4 separate regions of the Homo sapiens genome follow, and all the other regions are linked to region 4. The links are chromatin contacts, found by Hi-C or POLR2A ChIA-PET in ENCODE. All regions are on one chromosome and are shown on one strand. Each heading gives the region's core, a stretch centred on a gene start or an enhancer-like site at or near the end of the contact. The rest is flanking DNA. Distances are from core to core; before and after follow the strand shown.

Evidence for each region. A loop is a pair of places that touch in the nucleus more often than their neighbours do. ChIA-PET counts read pairs that join two places held with the same protein, here RNA polymerase II (POLR2A). Pooled maps may share reads with other maps.
Region 1: a loop to region 4 is called in a map of naive thymus-derived CD4-positive, alpha-beta T cell, with 12 times the contacts of the local background. The contact joins the promoter of OSBPL6 here to the promoter of CWC22 in region 4. A Hi-C loop is called at or near these places in 1 of 168 maps with a recorded cell type or tissue (naive thymus-derived CD4-positive, alpha-beta T cell) and 9 of 50 pooled maps. POLR2A ChIA-PET finds 5 or more read pairs at or near these places in 1 of 52 experiments (activated T-cell).
Region 2: a map of B cell shows a loop between it and region 4 (4-fold over the local background). The contact joins the enhancer-like site here to the promoter of CWC22 in region 4. A Hi-C loop is called at or near these places in 2 of 168 maps with a recorded cell type or tissue (B cell and naive thymus-derived CD4-positive, alpha-beta T cell), 2 of 37 single-sample maps with no recorded cell type and 9 of 50 pooled maps. POLR2A ChIA-PET finds 5 or more read pairs at or near these places in 1 of 52 experiments (OCI-LY7).
Region 3: a loop to region 4 is called in a map of naive thymus-derived CD4-positive, alpha-beta T cell, with 7 times the contacts of the local background. The contact joins the promoter of CHROMR here to the promoter of CWC22 in region 4. A Hi-C loop is called at or near these places in 1 of 168 maps with a recorded cell type or tissue (naive thymus-derived CD4-positive, alpha-beta T cell), 1 of 37 single-sample maps with no recorded cell type and 9 of 50 pooled maps.

Annotation. Positions count from the first base shown.
Region 1 is chr2:178,193,003-178,196,826 of GRCh38, reverse strand. OSBPL6 (oxysterol binding protein like 6) reads right to left here and starts at 2,315. Exons shown (of 25, transcript NM_032523.4): 1 at 2,153-2,315. RefSeq lists silencers at 1,331-1,625, 2,072-2,761.
Region 2 is chr2:181,310,112-181,314,331 of GRCh38, reverse strand. The region is part of intron 3 of LINC01934 (long intergenic non-protein coding RNA 1934); the gene reads right to left. Among named protein-coding and RNA genes, the nearest start is that of MIR4437, 6.6 kb to the right of the region's middle. RefSeq lists an enhancer at 1,415-1,464. Within about 2 kb of position 2,296, at least 7 of the 41 ENCODE cell types and tissues checked have a DNase peak (open chromatin) inside an H3K27ac peak, as active enhancers do; they include B cell and OCI-LY7, where a contact is called at or near this core.
Region 3 is chr2:178,411,909-178,415,608 of GRCh38, reverse strand. CHROMR (cholesterol induced regulator of metabolism RNA) reads right to left here and starts at 1,950. Exons shown (of 5, transcript NR_110204.1): 1 at 1,496-1,950. RefSeq lists enhancers at 459-1,033, 821-1,080, 1,582-1,781, 1,611-2,186.
Region 4 is chr2:180,005,218-180,009,079 of GRCh38, reverse strand. CWC22 (CWC22 spliceosome associated protein) reads left to right here and starts at 1,783. Exons shown (of 20, transcript NM_020943.3): 1 at 1,783-2,213. RefSeq lists an enhancer at 2,103-2,635.

The DNA.
Region 1 (3,824 bases), core at 1,066-3,565, 1.8 Mb after region 4:
GTATCATAATTATGACCTAACCTTTGCAGCAAAACAACAAAATCCTTCTTTTGAGAATGTATGCCTTACCTTTCAAAACTATATTATCTTCTCTCTAGTCCAACAGTTTCATGAGTAAAGTCATAAGAATTTTTATCTCCTTATGCAGTTTACCTAATCCGGTATCTGTGGTGGTACTAAGACCTCCAACCACAAAGATTTCATCTTGGAAGGACTTTATTTTTCTCCTTGAAATAAAGTTAACTTAAGGTTATAGCAATCTAGGGATAAGAAAACTTACATATGTGATCCTATAAAAGTCCAGCAGAACTACCTCATACTAAAGCCAAGAGTCACCTGACAAGTCATAGTAATCTGAAACTGAGGTACCGCCAAAGGTAATCCATCCACTGAATGTATAATGGCGTTATCAACATTGCATCCAAAAATATGAGCAAAACCAGAATTTTTAGGCTTTCTAAAAGCCTGAAATTTTAATTTCAAAATATTTCATTTTTACCTTAAGAAAAATTATTTTTTAGGGAAAAAATATATGAACTCCTACTGCAAAAGAATAATAATAATAAAATCCACCAATCAGGGCCTTTCCCAATGAGGGCTATGCATATTCTCTGTAGGTGATTATTGCTGAATTACACTGCAGCTTCCCTTCGACCTTGGGAACCCTGCTAACTCTCAGAGTTACTGCGAGGTCTTCTGTTTCATTTATTATTAGTCTTTGTCTCCGCAATGCTGTAGCATGTGATAGAAATATCAACGTTGTGAGCTTGCAGTACCCAAAACTGTAGAAATGTTTCCAAAAAATAAAGCGGGGGTTGGGGGCGGGGGGAAGGATGAAAGAAGGAAAAGAAACAAAAACAAAACAAGAGGAAAACAAAGTTAATGTATTAAGATGGGAAATTTCTTATTTTTACCTTGTGAAGACTACATTTCCTAATCAGCTTAGTGATATGTAACCATTAGTATGCAATTTTTAAATTTAAGAAAAGATGTCCAAGAAAATTATTTAGAAAAAAAAAATCACAACTGAATATAATAGACAATTGGCTAAACTTAGCCCAGCAATTTAAAAATGAAAGTTCCTATAGAAAAAACCTTACAGGATTTTGTGTCCAGAAGAGAGAAATAATCTGGCAACCCAGTGGGTTCACTTAGTTTCGTGTCATTTGCTTCATGTCCATTATGTAATGCTTCCCCTAGCTTTAGGTCTCTATGTTTAAGCAACCGTTCAGGTATATCATAGAATTGTCACAAAATCAGTATCTGGTTATAACTTTCAAAAACAGCTTAAAAGGTGCCTTGCAGATGTGTCTATACGCAGCAGAAGCTTTGGGGAGAAAATCCGCTTGTGTCATTACTTCTCCAGGCTTTCTCCTCAGGTCTCCCATTCCCTCCTCCCCCAGCATCCCCGGCGACACGATCTGCGGGCAGCTCCCGGCTTGATGCAGGGGAAGCACGTCTTGACTGCAATGCAAACGCTGTCCCGGTCTGAACCAGGGAAGGCAGACTTGGCCCTGGCCGGGGGAGTGGACGGAGGCTGCCGGGAGGGCTGCAGGGGCGCCAGCAGCGGGTGGGCAGGGGTGCCCCGCGAGGGCAGTCCGCAGTGCACGCGCACAATAAAACCCAATGCACAACTTCCCCAGCCGCTCCTCTCGGCTTCCCCGATTCCCTGAAAGGTGCGGCGTAGGCGTTAGCTCTCGCGGGCGCGGGCGCTCTCACCCGCGCCGGTTCGGTTTTCCGCTGACAATTACATCAGTCCTTCTCCCTGCCCCTGCTTCAATCCCCAGGCAGCCTGCGGGGAGCAGGGGCGCCGGCCCGCGCGAGGGAATGCGAGCGCTAGTGGCAGGCGGCCGGAATTCCCTGGCAACGAGGGGGAGGGAGGGCGGCAAACCGGGACCGCGATACAGACGCCCCCTCCCATCCCGGCCGCGAGAATGGGCTGACACCGCCGCCCCCACTTCCCTGTAGCCCGGGCTATCGGCCGGGGGCGCCTCCAGGGGGACGGCGATGTCCTGGGGACCCGAAGCTGCGGCTGCCCACCCACGCGTCCCTCGGGGTCCTCGGCCCGCCGGAGGCGCACAATGCCCCCGGGCCGCGATGCGGGCACCTTGGCGCCCGCCCCAAGCAATCCCTTTGCAGCTAGGACACCTACCTGGAGGGCGAGCGGTGGCGCCGCGGACTCTGCGGCGGCTGCGCGGCTGCGACGGGAGGCAGGAGGCGGAGAGCCGGCCCCGGCAGGCGGACTGGCGCGCGGGCTAGTGGAGGAGAGGAGGCATGGGCGCCGCCTGCACCGAGCCGCGATCTCCAGCACCGACAGCGGCGGCGGCGACCGTGCTGCGCCTCCAGTGGTCCGCTGCGCTGCAGCCCCTCCTCTCCCACGGGCGGGGCGCGCTGGCGGGGCGGCGCTCCGGGTTCCCCGCCCCCGGCTCCCGCCCGTCCGCCCGGCTGGAGTGGAGCGGCAAGCGGCTGGGGCTCATGCTGCGCACCCGCCCTACCGGGCGCCCCTCCCTGCGCCGCCAGATGGGCTAAGGACCCGGCGCCCTGCGCCCTGGTCACGCGGGGTCCCACAGCCAGGGCTCTCCCCTGGCCCGGCCTCCGTGGGAACCCGTGGTGTCCCGAGATCACCCGCAGTGGAAACCCCGAGTTGCCATCCGCGGGCCTGCGCGCAGTAGCGGAGCCCTCGCCCCGCGCAGTCCGGCGGAGGTGAGCCGGCCGCGCTCGGGAGGGTTGCCCAGAACGGCTCCAGCGCTCGGCCCAGGAGCGCCGCAGCCGGGAGCACTGCGGGAGACCGAATTCCGAAAGGAACGGCTGCCTGGCGGCCTCCGCTCGGGGCTGCCAAACCCATGTCCCTGGGCGCCCTTCTGAGGTCGTCATTTCATACACTTACGCGACTGTGCGTGCCTGCTCCCGTCCCTGACTCGCTCGGGAGCAAAAACTTCCCGGGCCCAGAGAAACACCTGGGTTCTGCGAAAGGAAGAGCCGGTTCCTTCAAGCCCCTGGCAAAGCCGATCAAAGTCAGTCAGTCCCGCCTCACTACAACCCTTCCACACCCTTAAACCCTTCCACACTCCAAGCCACTCCCGGCCTGCGTTCGGTGTGCAGATTAATCTAAAGGCAAATTTGCTGGGAGGGACGGGGTAATGTAAATATTTGTACAGACATTCTGTAAACGAGTGACTGCGGACATGTCAATATTTCAAGACATTTGTGTCATCATCATCTGGGGGTGGGAGGCGGAGGGGGAGTCCAGAGGACATCGACTGGACTTAATGGGAGCTATTACAGAACATGCTGGGGTGCCTTCAAAAATGGAAGATATTGCTTACTAATGAGGCAACTGTGATGGCATTTCATTGTGCCCTGTGCTGACAAAATGATTTGCTATGAAACATAGTCGACTTTATGCACTCCTTCCCACATGCAGTTTCTCTTGAATCTCCAATCTCACCTGTTGGATTAGCTTTTTCCATCTAGACTAGCAATGTTCTCATGTCCTCTGGTCACAAAATAATAGATGCGGGACCCTGCGACAATGGCAGTTTGTCCTTCATTCCTTTGCTGTGAAGACAGGCTCCTCAAGGGAGCAGCTGGGATGCTGACCTCTGCTTCATCACAGCCACCCTTTCTACTTACTCCTTCTGAGTTCCATTAACAGAAACTCTACTGAAATGGCTTTCTCCCTTAAAAGAAAAAAAGCTAAAACCCATGTATTTAAAAAGAAATACAAAAGTGTGAACGGAAATGAGAGTACACACAGCACACAGAATCTTTACCTAAAGAAGTTCTCTAGGCCCGGCGCGGTGGCTCACGCCTTTAATTCCCGC
Region 2 (4,220 bases), core at 1,047-3,546, 1.3 Mb before region 4:
CCAAATAGTGTCTTAAAAGAAAAAACAGAGGCAAAAACTCAGCACTGTGAATGAATGTCTTCTCTGAGAATCTTCCTTTCTTTATGATTAATATTAATCTTATCATCATATAAGTTCTTTCTGAATACAATGAATGAATGAATAAATAAATAAAATATGGAACAGGTATGAGATGAGTGAGTGAGAAAGGGAGAGAGACCCTAAAAATAAAAAAGTAAGAGGAACACTGGGGAAATAATAGCTAAAGAAAAGGGTAGTGAGAGCAGATGACTCATTGAAAAAGAAAGCACATCATTAATAATATTTATAGGTCTACAGTCTCTAATAATGGATAATGATAAAACTACCCAGGTCATATGCCTTCTAGGAGTGTTCTGTGTGTTCGTCTCCAGAGTGACACAATGGGGTAATATCCCAAAATTTGGTAAAGTATCAGTTGTATATTATTTTCTTTGTCATGTCACACACATAATATTTAGGTTATATTACCTCATTTCAAAAATTATGGTTCTTTGTCTTTCTCTTATGTTCTATTATATCTGAATACCAGACCTAAAATGATTTCTCATTAGATAAAGTTGTAGCTGTGCTAAAAAGAAATTCTATATGAGAAAATTAACTTGACACGAGGAAAGGTTTGTAGATGTTTACCTATGTAAAATTAAGTACCCAAATCAGGAAACAGGAGAGAAAATAAAATGGATTTTATACTTGCTGTAAAGTAAATCAAAAGCATACTCAAATCTGAACGAATTTCCAAATTGTATGACTTTAGGGAATTTTCTTTTAAGCAAATATTTGATCTACACATTGATATTGCACTTCTGCACTGTACTATAAAATACAAAATTTCATAACTGACATAACTATTCTTTGTCTGTAATGTGTAATTTCACAAGTCCTTTGTCACAATCAGACATCTGTATGCTGTGTCTTATGATCAGGAAGAGAAAAGACAATGAAGCTAAAGAGGCCACCCAGAGTAAAAGAACGAAAGAGAGAGAGAGAAAGAGAAAGAAAGAAAGAAAGAAAGAAAGAAAGAAAGAAAGAAAGAAAGAAAGAAAGAGAGAGAGAGAGAGAGAGAGAGAGAAAGAAAGAAAGAAAGAAAGAAAGAAAGAAAGAAAGAAAGAAAGAAAGAAAGAAAGAAAGAAAACCCTGAAAGTTGTTTGTGTTCATTGAAATTTAAGATACGCCAAAGTGCCTCATTGAAAGAGAGAAAACTGTAGAAGACTGAGCAAAAAGCTGGTCTTCCTACTATATAATGTTGAGACTTTTTTTTTTTTTAATGTAAAGTGATTGTAATCACTTGCTCGAATAAAGAAATCTCATCACTCTGGCAACACACTTAACAAACTAAAGAAAAACAAATAATGGAAATCACAGCGTGAGAAAGCTGTACTTGAAATATGCACTTGAGTGTTAGCATCTCTGAACTTTCAGCAGAGTCCTGATTTCGAAGATGGTGACCCAGAGCATGGAGCAGGTGTGAGCCTGGTGACTTTTGCCATGTTCTTTTTTTAGAGTCTGCTGCTGGTATCACTTTTGTCTTTGCCTCTTTAGTCGATTTCCTCATTTGATTGGGTGATTTCTAGAACCTTCTCCAGCTCTCACATTGTTTAACCCTGTACGACAACCTCTTTGGGGTAGCTATAGTGTGACAGGAAACACTAGTAGAGGGGAATTCACCTCTGCTGACCATTGACCCACATTTCCATCCCCGCAAACCACACTTACCCAATACAATTCTCTTTTGCGGATAAACGAGCTAATGATCAGAGAAGTTGAGTAGCTTTCCTTACTCGGCTGAGGGACTGGGAAAGCTGAAAGTCCAGTCAGTCATTTATGGCCCCATAGAACATTTGCTCTCTCTATACCAGCATTAACATTTTATTTGACTTTGCCCAAAATTGTCTATGAAGATCTGATTTAAACAATCTTTAGATTACCAGAAATTCTTATAAAATTCTGATTTCCTCCTTTTGTTGCTGTTGAGCCCTCCATCTGATGTTCTGCTTTCCTGAGACGTGTTTACTTAAACCATTGAGAGTGTATGTTTCCTCAAAGACATATTTCTCCAGAGAAAGGCTGAAAATACTATTTTAAGAAAGCTATCATTTTCTTGAGGCAGGTGGATAAATATATTTATGTCTGCTTTTGTTTTTTACTCCCTATTATCTAAAAACAATACTCCGAGGTTTATGTAAATTAGAGTGAACTTTTGCAGAGGGAAAAGCCTTTGCAAGAAATACCGATTACAAGCTGCAGTTCTCCTCCCTGATCACGCCCCACCCTTAGCAGCTGCTTCTGCTTCTTCTAAGCATCTACATCCAGCACTGGGGCATTTAATCTTCTGGTTTGGAGCTGAACATCAGGGTGCAACCAGCCCTCCTACTATACATATGTAATAGAATTAATACGGATTGGAAATAAAAAGACTAGTCATCCCTCAGGCACTGTACTAGACATTGATGTGAACTAAACAGACTTGGACCTCTCCTGGAGGAGCTTAGAGTATAGGGCAGGATCATCCAGTAGCGTCCCCACACACCTTGTATGACTATTTAAACATAAATTAATTCAAATTAAATAGAATTTAAAACTAAGTTTCTCAGTCACACATTGGCCTAATTCAAAGGCTCAATAGTCACATATGGACAGTGGCTTCCCTAATGGACAGCCCGGATTTTAGAACATTTCCATCAATACAGAAAGTTGTAATGAACAATGCTGGTAAAATCTATCACTAGAAGCATGGAATAAAATCAAGGTTCACCTGCCAGGACAGTAACACCAAGTCAGTGCAGGAGAGAAATCCCCAAAAATGGGTTTTCAGGTTTGGCAGAGAACTTGGAAATAGATGTAAATGTACAGATATGCACATACATACCCAAGTTCAATATGTACCTGGATCTATTTCTAGAATTTCCATTCAGTTCCACTCATCAGTCTTTTTATCATGAGCTGGTGACACACTGTTTAAAAGATTTATAGTATAAAAAGATTTAAGTATAAAAGATTTATACTAGGTTTTAACATTTGTTATAACTAGTTCCCACTTACAGCTTTTCTTTTTAGTGTTTTTTTTTTTTTTTTTTTTTTTTTGAAACAGGGCCTCACTCTGTCACCCAGCCTGCTGGAGTGCTCACTGCCTGGCTCACTGCAACCTTGACCTCCCAGGCTCAAGTGATTCTCCTGCCTCAGCCTCCTGAGTAACTGGGACCACACTTGGTTATTATTATTTTTTTTAATGTTTTGTAGAGACAGGGCCTCACTAATGTTGCCTAGGCTGGTCATAAACTCCTGGGCTCAAGCAGTCCTCTCACCAAGGCCTCGCAAAGTGCTGGGATTATAGGCATAAGCCACCATGCCAGGCCCTATTCTTGTGTATGTATTTTTCTGCATAAACTTTAAAATAAACTTGTCTAGCTTCATAAAAACGCATGTTGATATTTTTATTGTACTTTTCATTTTTTCACATATTTTTGTTTGAAATATTTTTCCATATTTTAACCTGATTTTTTTTTCAGAGTATCTTTGGTTATAACATAGATTGCTATTTTTCTTTATAAAATGCAATTTTGGTAATAAATAATAAATTAATACATCCATGTTATGAATTAGTTTTCTTTTTTCATTTTATAAAATTTTAATTGAACTAAAACAAATATAACATTTTATACCTTTTTAAGTGTACAGTTTAGTAGTACACTATACTAAATCTATAGCAGAATTATGAGAGTTTTATATACCATCATTATGATAACAGTCTTATACTTGTATATATATTTACCTTTTATAGAGAGCTTTATATTTTCCTATGGTTTCATATGAAATCATATTATTTCATTGTTTCATTTTTCAATGTGAAGAATTCACTTTAGCATTTTTTTCTTTTATCATTACTTATTTATCTATTTTTAGTTCTGGGATATATGTGCAGGAGTGCAGGTTTGTTACATAGGTAAATGTGTGCCATAGGAAATAGTTATTTTCAACATCAAAATTATGTAAATAATATTTATTGAGCCTATTTTATATTAAGAACATTATATGTATTCTTAAATCCTCACAAATATAAAATATAAATTATTATCTATTTTATAGACAAGAAATCTGAAGCATGTAGAGATTAAGCCACTTGTCTAGAATATTTAAGCTGGGTCTATCTAAAATTAGAGCTCTGCACATATTGAAAACGTGAACTACTGCTTATTTTATAA
Region 3 (3,700 bases), core at 701-3,200, 1.6 Mb after region 4:
TTTTACATTTACAGTACATGTCTTTTTTTCCTTTTTTTCTTGGAGACAGAGTCTTGCACTGTTGCCTAGACTGGAGTGCAGTGGTGCGATCTCAGCTCACTGCAACCTCTGCCTCCTGGGTTCAAGCAATTCTCCCATCTCAGCCACCCACGCTCAGCTAATTTTTGTATTTTTAGTAGAGACAGGGTTTTGCCATGTTGGCCAGGCTGGTCTCAAACTCCTGGCCTTAAGTGATCCGCCCACCTTGGCCTGGCCTAGCTGTCACTGACTTTGTAAGGAGTTTCTGCAAATGCTTCTTCAGACTTTTCCCACGTTTTTTAAAACCCCTATTTATATTACTACTTAATGGCAATTTCTTCCACGGTCACAGAGAACACAAAGACCTTTGATTTGCTCTTTCCACCACAGAATATCACTCTAGGAAAGCATTCCATCATAATGTATATAAGGTGCCTAAACTGTGCTATAATCTTAAGCATTACAGGGACTCAGAATGAGGTCGTTAAAGCAGTGTTTTCCAAAGCGTGTTCCGCTGACCTAATCCCATACTCAGCGTATGCAACTTGATATTTTAATTTGTACCCTAGTGATCTAGTCTTATGCCTTCTGGGTACATATTGCATCATATCTTTAAACACATCCAGCTTCTAGAATGGTGCTGTACACGCAGGAGGTCGTTGAGCTTCACCTTCCTGCTAATGACAAAATCAGCAATTGCCTTTAACCACAGGAACTTCAGCCCGTTGGTCACTAGGGGGAGACACACACGTGGTGGGCCTCTCCAGGCTCCTCAAATCCCGCCAGAGTCGCCACTGTGTAGTCTGCCCAGAGAAACCACACCCAGTCTTAGGAAGAGGAAACTGACTGCCATCCATTTCACGCTACTGTGGCCGGCGAGCTCAGAGTGGAATCATTTGCAAGGCAGCTCCTCCAAGAATAACCAAGCCGAGATCTAGCTGATCAACGATTGAATTTAGAGTAAAACTTGACAGAATAAAACTCCCTTCGGTTTGTCCGTACTACCTGGGTTTGCAGAAATGCTTTTCCTTAGCATTTAATTTTGGGACCTGTAAATATAACTGCTTTTTAGATGCATTCCATAATCCTCAATTAACTTACTGCAGTAAAAAGATAATTAGGTTAATATAAACTGCTCCAAGGGGTTTCTGATCAGACTGAATTTTATTTCATTTGAAATAAGGTCGTTGTTTAATCTTGCAAGTTAAATAATCTTGATTTTACGCTGAATAGGGGCCTGAGATAGATGAAAGAAAATTTCCTTTTCATACATGTGAGAAATAAACTGTTTCTTACACTCATATTCACAAGTGTGACCGTTAGTCCAAGTTGAGGCAATTAACATATTTAGGAAGAAAAAAACTTCCTCACAGAAGGATTGGCATTGGCCCTTCTGAACAGTATTGCAAAGTCTGAAGGAAAAACCCTATTGACACCACTTTCTAGCCAAATGCTATAGGACGATATCAATACTTACTGTACTGAGTGGGCATTTATTTAGTTATTTCACAGTGAAGATATCTTTTCTGGAAAATTCCTCATAAGAAAACTGAAATTCAAGCTCCTGCTCGTTCTTCAGCCACCGCTACTCGTTCCTGCTTTTTGTGCCCATAGGTTCTTCTGCCCAAAACAAAAGCTGTTAAATCACCGCGGCGGCGCTGACGTCAGGGAGCAGGGCCGCGAGGCCCCACCAGGTCGCCAATGAAGCCTCCCCTCGGCTCTGCCGGGGGCTTTGCGGGGCGCATAGAGGCTCCCAGGCGGATAGAGGCTCCCAGGCGGAGGAGTCCGGGAACCCCTAAAGACCCTTTAGGAAGCAAGGTCCGGAAAACCAAGCACGAGCAAGAGGCCCCGGGCGGCTGTATCCCTGCCCGGCGAATTCAGAGGGAGCGGGCGCCGCGGCCACCCAAGAGCAACGAAGACGGCGGCGCGGAGGAGAGGATGGGGAGGGGTGTGGGCCGCCCAGAGGCGCGGAAGCTGGGAGCACCGCGCGGCTTAGGAACTAAAATAAATGCTTGTCTGAATCTGCCCCGGGTGGGGGATGAAGGAACAAGGGCTTGGGAGGAGACCGATACATTTTAGAAATTGCCGGTGGGGGAGCCAGGGGCGGTGGCTCACGCCTGTAATCCCAGCACTTTGGGAGGCGTAAGGCGGGCTGATCACCTGAGGTCGGTAGTTCGAGAGAGACCATCCTGACCAATATGGAGAAAGAAACCCCATCTCCACTAAAAATACAAAATTAGCCGGGTGTGGTGGTGCATGCCTGTAATCCCAGCTACTAGGGAGGCTGAGACAGGAGAATCGCTTGAACCCGGGAGGCGGAGGTTGTAGTGAGCCAAGATCATGTCACTGGATGTTATTTGTTAATTTTTTGATGTACACTGCAAGATCACACAAGAAATGAAGCTATTAAGCCCAGGTATTGGGCCTTTTATAGGGGTGTTTTTTCATGGTGAATGGGTAAATATGTCTCTACTTTGTGTGCTTATTAAACAACCCTGACTATGTGGTCTTGAAAGGAGAGATCCTGCCTTAGTTTCGCCTCTCATTAGCCTTATGTGAGAGCTTTTTTTCAGAGACAGGCAACCAGGAATATTTATTCCAGAAGCAGTCATTGCAGTGGAGAATTTGGGGTTTGAATCATAGAAGACAGAACTAGATAAAATCCTAGATGTTACCTCCAATCCCTTCATTTAAAAATTTGAGGTCACCCAGGCCAGGTGCAGTGTCTCACGCCTGTAATCTCAGCACTTTGGGAAGCAGAGGCAGGTGGATCACCTGAGGTTAGGAGTTCGAGACCAGCCTGGCCAACATGATGAAACCCCGTCTCTAATAAAAATACAAAAACTAGCTGGGTGTGATGGTGCACACATGTAATCCCAGCTACTAGGGAGGCTGAGGCAGGAGAATTGCTTGAACCCGGGAGGCGGGGATTGCAGTGAGCCCAGATGGCGCCACTGCACTCCAGCCTGGGCGACAGCGCGAGACTCTGTCTCAAAAAAAAAAAAACAACAACAAAATTGAGGTTACCCAAATTAAGAGAATTGGTAGTTAAGACAGACCAAGATTAATAACTTTTAGACATTTGTAGACCCTAGTTATTGGGGGTGCTAGACTCTTAACACTTTTCCAAGAAAAGGGGTAAATCTTGTGTTTCTTAATTCGGAAGGAAAAAAAAAATCTACCACTTGCAATTTGGCATGGGCCAGAGGCAATATTATCAGTTATATGCCTCTACGGTGTGATATTGAGTGATATACATGGAGAGAATATGGGCTACATTTTATGGTTTACTGTTTTGGGGAAATGAGGCCTTTGACATGCAGGGTAATTATTGCTGGGGACTCTGCTCAATAGGAGGCCATCACCTGGGCCCCATGCCAAAGGGAAAGCTTGTAAATTCCACTTCCCTGGAAGGCTGATAACGTGTAATAATCATGACATGGATTACTTGGTCCTGTTGGGTCCCAGCTTGTGAGATTCTTTCTGATCAAAGTTACCATCATGGGCAAACTGTGGTTAAATAGGCTTTAATCTCTGTGTTCATAAAGTTCTATTATCCTGGTCCAAGAGATTGGCAGTCTATAACTTCCTTTTTTTTTTTTTTAACACAAACATGAAATTAACACTTTTTGCTCTAAACTAATTAAAGATTCACGGGAAGTTGCAAAGGTAGTATGGAGAT
Region 4 (3,862 bases), core at 534-3,033:
TCTTTCTCAGTGTCTGCTTCCTGAAGGACCCAACTGACAAATCCAATTCTTTTCCAGCTCCATCTAGTTCTCCTCTGCTCAACCCTAACTTTCCTATTTCTGTTGATAGTTGTAGAGGTAGTATATTCATCAGGGTTCCCTAGAGGGACAGAACTAATAGGATATAGATAGATAGATAGATAGATAGATAGATAGATAGATAGATACACACACACGCACACACACACGTATATATATCCTATTACATATATATCCTATTTTTTATATATATCCTTATATATATATCCTAATATATATATCTATATATAAGGATATATATATAAAAAGGGGAGTTTATTAAGTATTAACTTACACAATCACAAGGTCCCACAATAGGCTGTCTGCAAGCTTGAGGAGCAAGGAGAGCCAGTCTGAGTCTCACAACTGAAGAATTTGGAGTCCAATGTTTGAGGGCAGGAAGCATCCAGCATGGGAGAAAGATATAGGCTGGGAGGCTAGGCCAGTCTTGCCTTTTCATATTTTTCTGCCTGCTTTATATTCGATGGTAGCTGATTAGATTGTTCCCACCAGATTAAGGGTGAGTCTGTCTTCCCCAGTCCACTGACTCAACTGTTAATCTCCTTTGGCAACACCCTCACAGATACACCCAGGATCAATACTTTGCATCCTTCAATCCAATCAAGTTGACATTCAGAATTAACCATCACCGGTAGTATTGTGGGTTTTTAAATATATGAATACAAATGTTCATCTCCAGATCCATCTCCTGTGCCCTGTATTGGTGCACCAAAATGCACCATCAACAATGGCCAAATATCTTAAATATGAAATAAAATAGATAACACTATTGTATACTAGCAATTATCTTAAATGCATCTTGTGTATCAACTAATTCAATTCTTAAAACTACTGCCTGGATGGATACTATTGGTATTTCCATTTAACAGATCAGGAAACGGCCACAGAATGTGAAGTTACTTGCCCCAGTCATCCATAAATAATAAAAGGACTCAAGATTCAAAATAAGTAGTCCAACTGCAGTGTTTTTATTCTTAATCATCACACTCTGCCTCCAGAAAGGAGTGGAAGCACAGCACCCTAAAACTGTAATAGAGAAGTGTGTGGAGAAACCAGTCCTGGTTTATGAAAGATTTGATAACATAAAGATATTCTTGGTTTAGGAAGAGAGTTTCCAAAATAGCAAGTAGTTGAACTTTTAGGTTTTGTTACTAGTGAAAAGTGAAGTTTAAAGAAACTGTTTGATGCCCTAGTTCTGCACGCTGTACAAACTGCTACTTCCTACTCAGCCAGGCAATCTCTTTATTCTCAGGTCATACCAGTTGGTACCTTAACCTAAAAGAGAGGCAACACAGTCTCTATAGAATTAGTTTTTCCTCATTATTTCACTCTATTTATGATTTAATATTCTCCCATTCTTATGGCCTGGATATCTTGGAATTTATTAGGCACTTAACTGTTGGTCAAACTCTTATAAAGTCTCAGGAAAATCTCTCTCTTAAGATTTTTCAAGGAAAGTGACAACTGACTGCTTTTTTAAAAAAAATTTCCCCAAAATGCAGTGAAATAGTTTTAAAGTAAATTCGGCTAGACCCTGAACACTACTAGGCTGCCAGTGAGCAGCGTGGATGTTAACTCGCTGGCGCGCATCTGTATGAACTACAATTCCCATCGTACACCGCGCCATTTCACGCTAAACTACAATTATGCTTTCCTCATTTCCGTCAGCACAGGCGCTGGATTTCGGACTTTGTAGTTCATGCCAACTTCTCTTTTTTGTCGCCATTTTGGCAACAAGACAGTGTGCCTGGATCGACTACTTTGACTCTGGTATTATGATATGGTATTTGAAATAAATTAAAGGGATAACGTGTCAAGCCAATTGAGCGTCAAGTTTTTAAATATTTCACTATTCGCCTTCTTCCTACCGTCGGTGCTCGGGAAGAGGAAGTGACGTACGTCCGGTGTAATGGCGGCGCGGTGGAGCTCTAGGTAATTATCGAACTCCGTGGAGTCCCCGCAGGCAGAGACGCGGAGTGGGGGTGGCGGGTCGCCGGATCGGGTGGGAAGTAAAAGACCCCCAGGAGTGGGTGCGGGCTCACTGATACGGCTGTGAGCGGCATTGGAGTGTGCGTGGGTCTTCTCGCTACGCTCGGGCCCGCAAGAGGGGTGTGAGAGCGGCTAGGTCCAAGCAGGTGGGGAGGGAATGGGCTGCCATGAACTGACTGCCTGAGCGGACCGGCTGACCTTCCTTGTGAAGTTCCTGGAGCTGTCTGAAATCCTGCACCAACGCTGGTGCTGTGTTGTTTCTTGTGCACTGCGTTTTATACTTAGAGCCTCTGGAGTCCATTGGGGCTTGCCAAAGCCCCTTTCCTAGTGCCCGGGTCCCAGGGTCAGGGGAGTGGGATTAATGAGATCTAGTTGATTAAAAGTTAGTTGAATTACTTGCACTCTTATGCCTCTTGCCGGCATTATATCCCTTTGACTATTTGTTTTAAATTTCATTAGCGTCTTCTTTTTCATTTATTTGCCCTGTAAATACTGATAGTGTCTAGTGTTTAGTCTTGAAGACACTTCGCTTCTCATGTGCCCGCTTCATCTGTCATTCTTGATCCTTCCATAACTTGAACTATCTCCAGTGAGGTAATAACTGCCAAACTTGGGTCTCCAGGCTCCACCTCTCTAACGAGCTCTGGGTCCTACAACACAGCATTATATAACGGAAATATAATAGTTAATTTCACTGAGTTTAACTGCAAAAACCACGGTACCTATTTCCATTTAATCCTAACAATTCTTCTGAGGTAAGTGGAGAAGGCAGGATTTGGAGAAAGGCTATTCTAGATGCAAGAATTAGGTAAGAGTTTCCTTTGCATTTTTAGATGTGCAGAGACTCGAAATAGCAGATAAGCAAGCAAACTTGGTTCTCAGCAGATCAGTTAACCTACCTCTTATCTGTATTTAGACTTACCTTGTTTTAGGATTGCTTGTGAATTCAGGAGTTAACATAAATTATCATCCTACTATGGAAGGGCAGATTTAAAATTGACATTAAAAGTGTGGTTTTGACCAGGAGAGGAGAAGCATTGTTACAGGCGTTATCAGTAGGTGGAGGAAAGCCACTTGTGTTGGTCCTGGGTGATGGACTAGTAGACCAAAGATTTCTGTTTTATCCAGCTATTATTAGGTCTGTCACTTGGAGCAAGTTACCTAAAGTCTCTAGTGTCAGCTTCATCATCTGGAAACATGTAGGTAGTAATACAATACCTGCCTCACTGTATTGTCTTTTTTTGAGTATAAAGAAAAATAATGCAGATGAGGCACTGAGCACAGCGTTAGCGTTGTATTATTGTAAATTACTACTATGATACAGTTGATGAGTTCTCTCTGTTCCTCAATTCTTGTTCTCTGGTTCTGAATGTTGCCTTTCCACCTGTAAGTGTCCTTCCAGTTGTTTTTTGTTTTTTGTTTTGTTTTGTTTTGTTTGAGACGGAGTCTTACTCTGTCGCCCAGGCTGGAGTGCTGTGGCGCTATCTCGGCTCACTGCAAGCTCCGCCTCCCTAGTTCATGCCATTCTCCTGCCTCAGCCTCCCAAGTAGCTGGGACTAAGGTGCCCGCCACCACGCCTGGCTAATTTTTTGTATTTTTAGTAGAGACGGGGTTTCACTGTGTTAGCCAGGATGGTGTCTGTCTCCTGACCTTGTGATCCACCCGCCTCGGCCTCCCAAAGTGCTGGGATTACAGGCGTGAGCCACCGCTCCCGGCTAGTGTCCTAGTTTTAAGTGTCCATGCCACTTTAATGGAGTCTTTCCCAACTCAGTTGACTGGGGCTCTGAGACTGTCT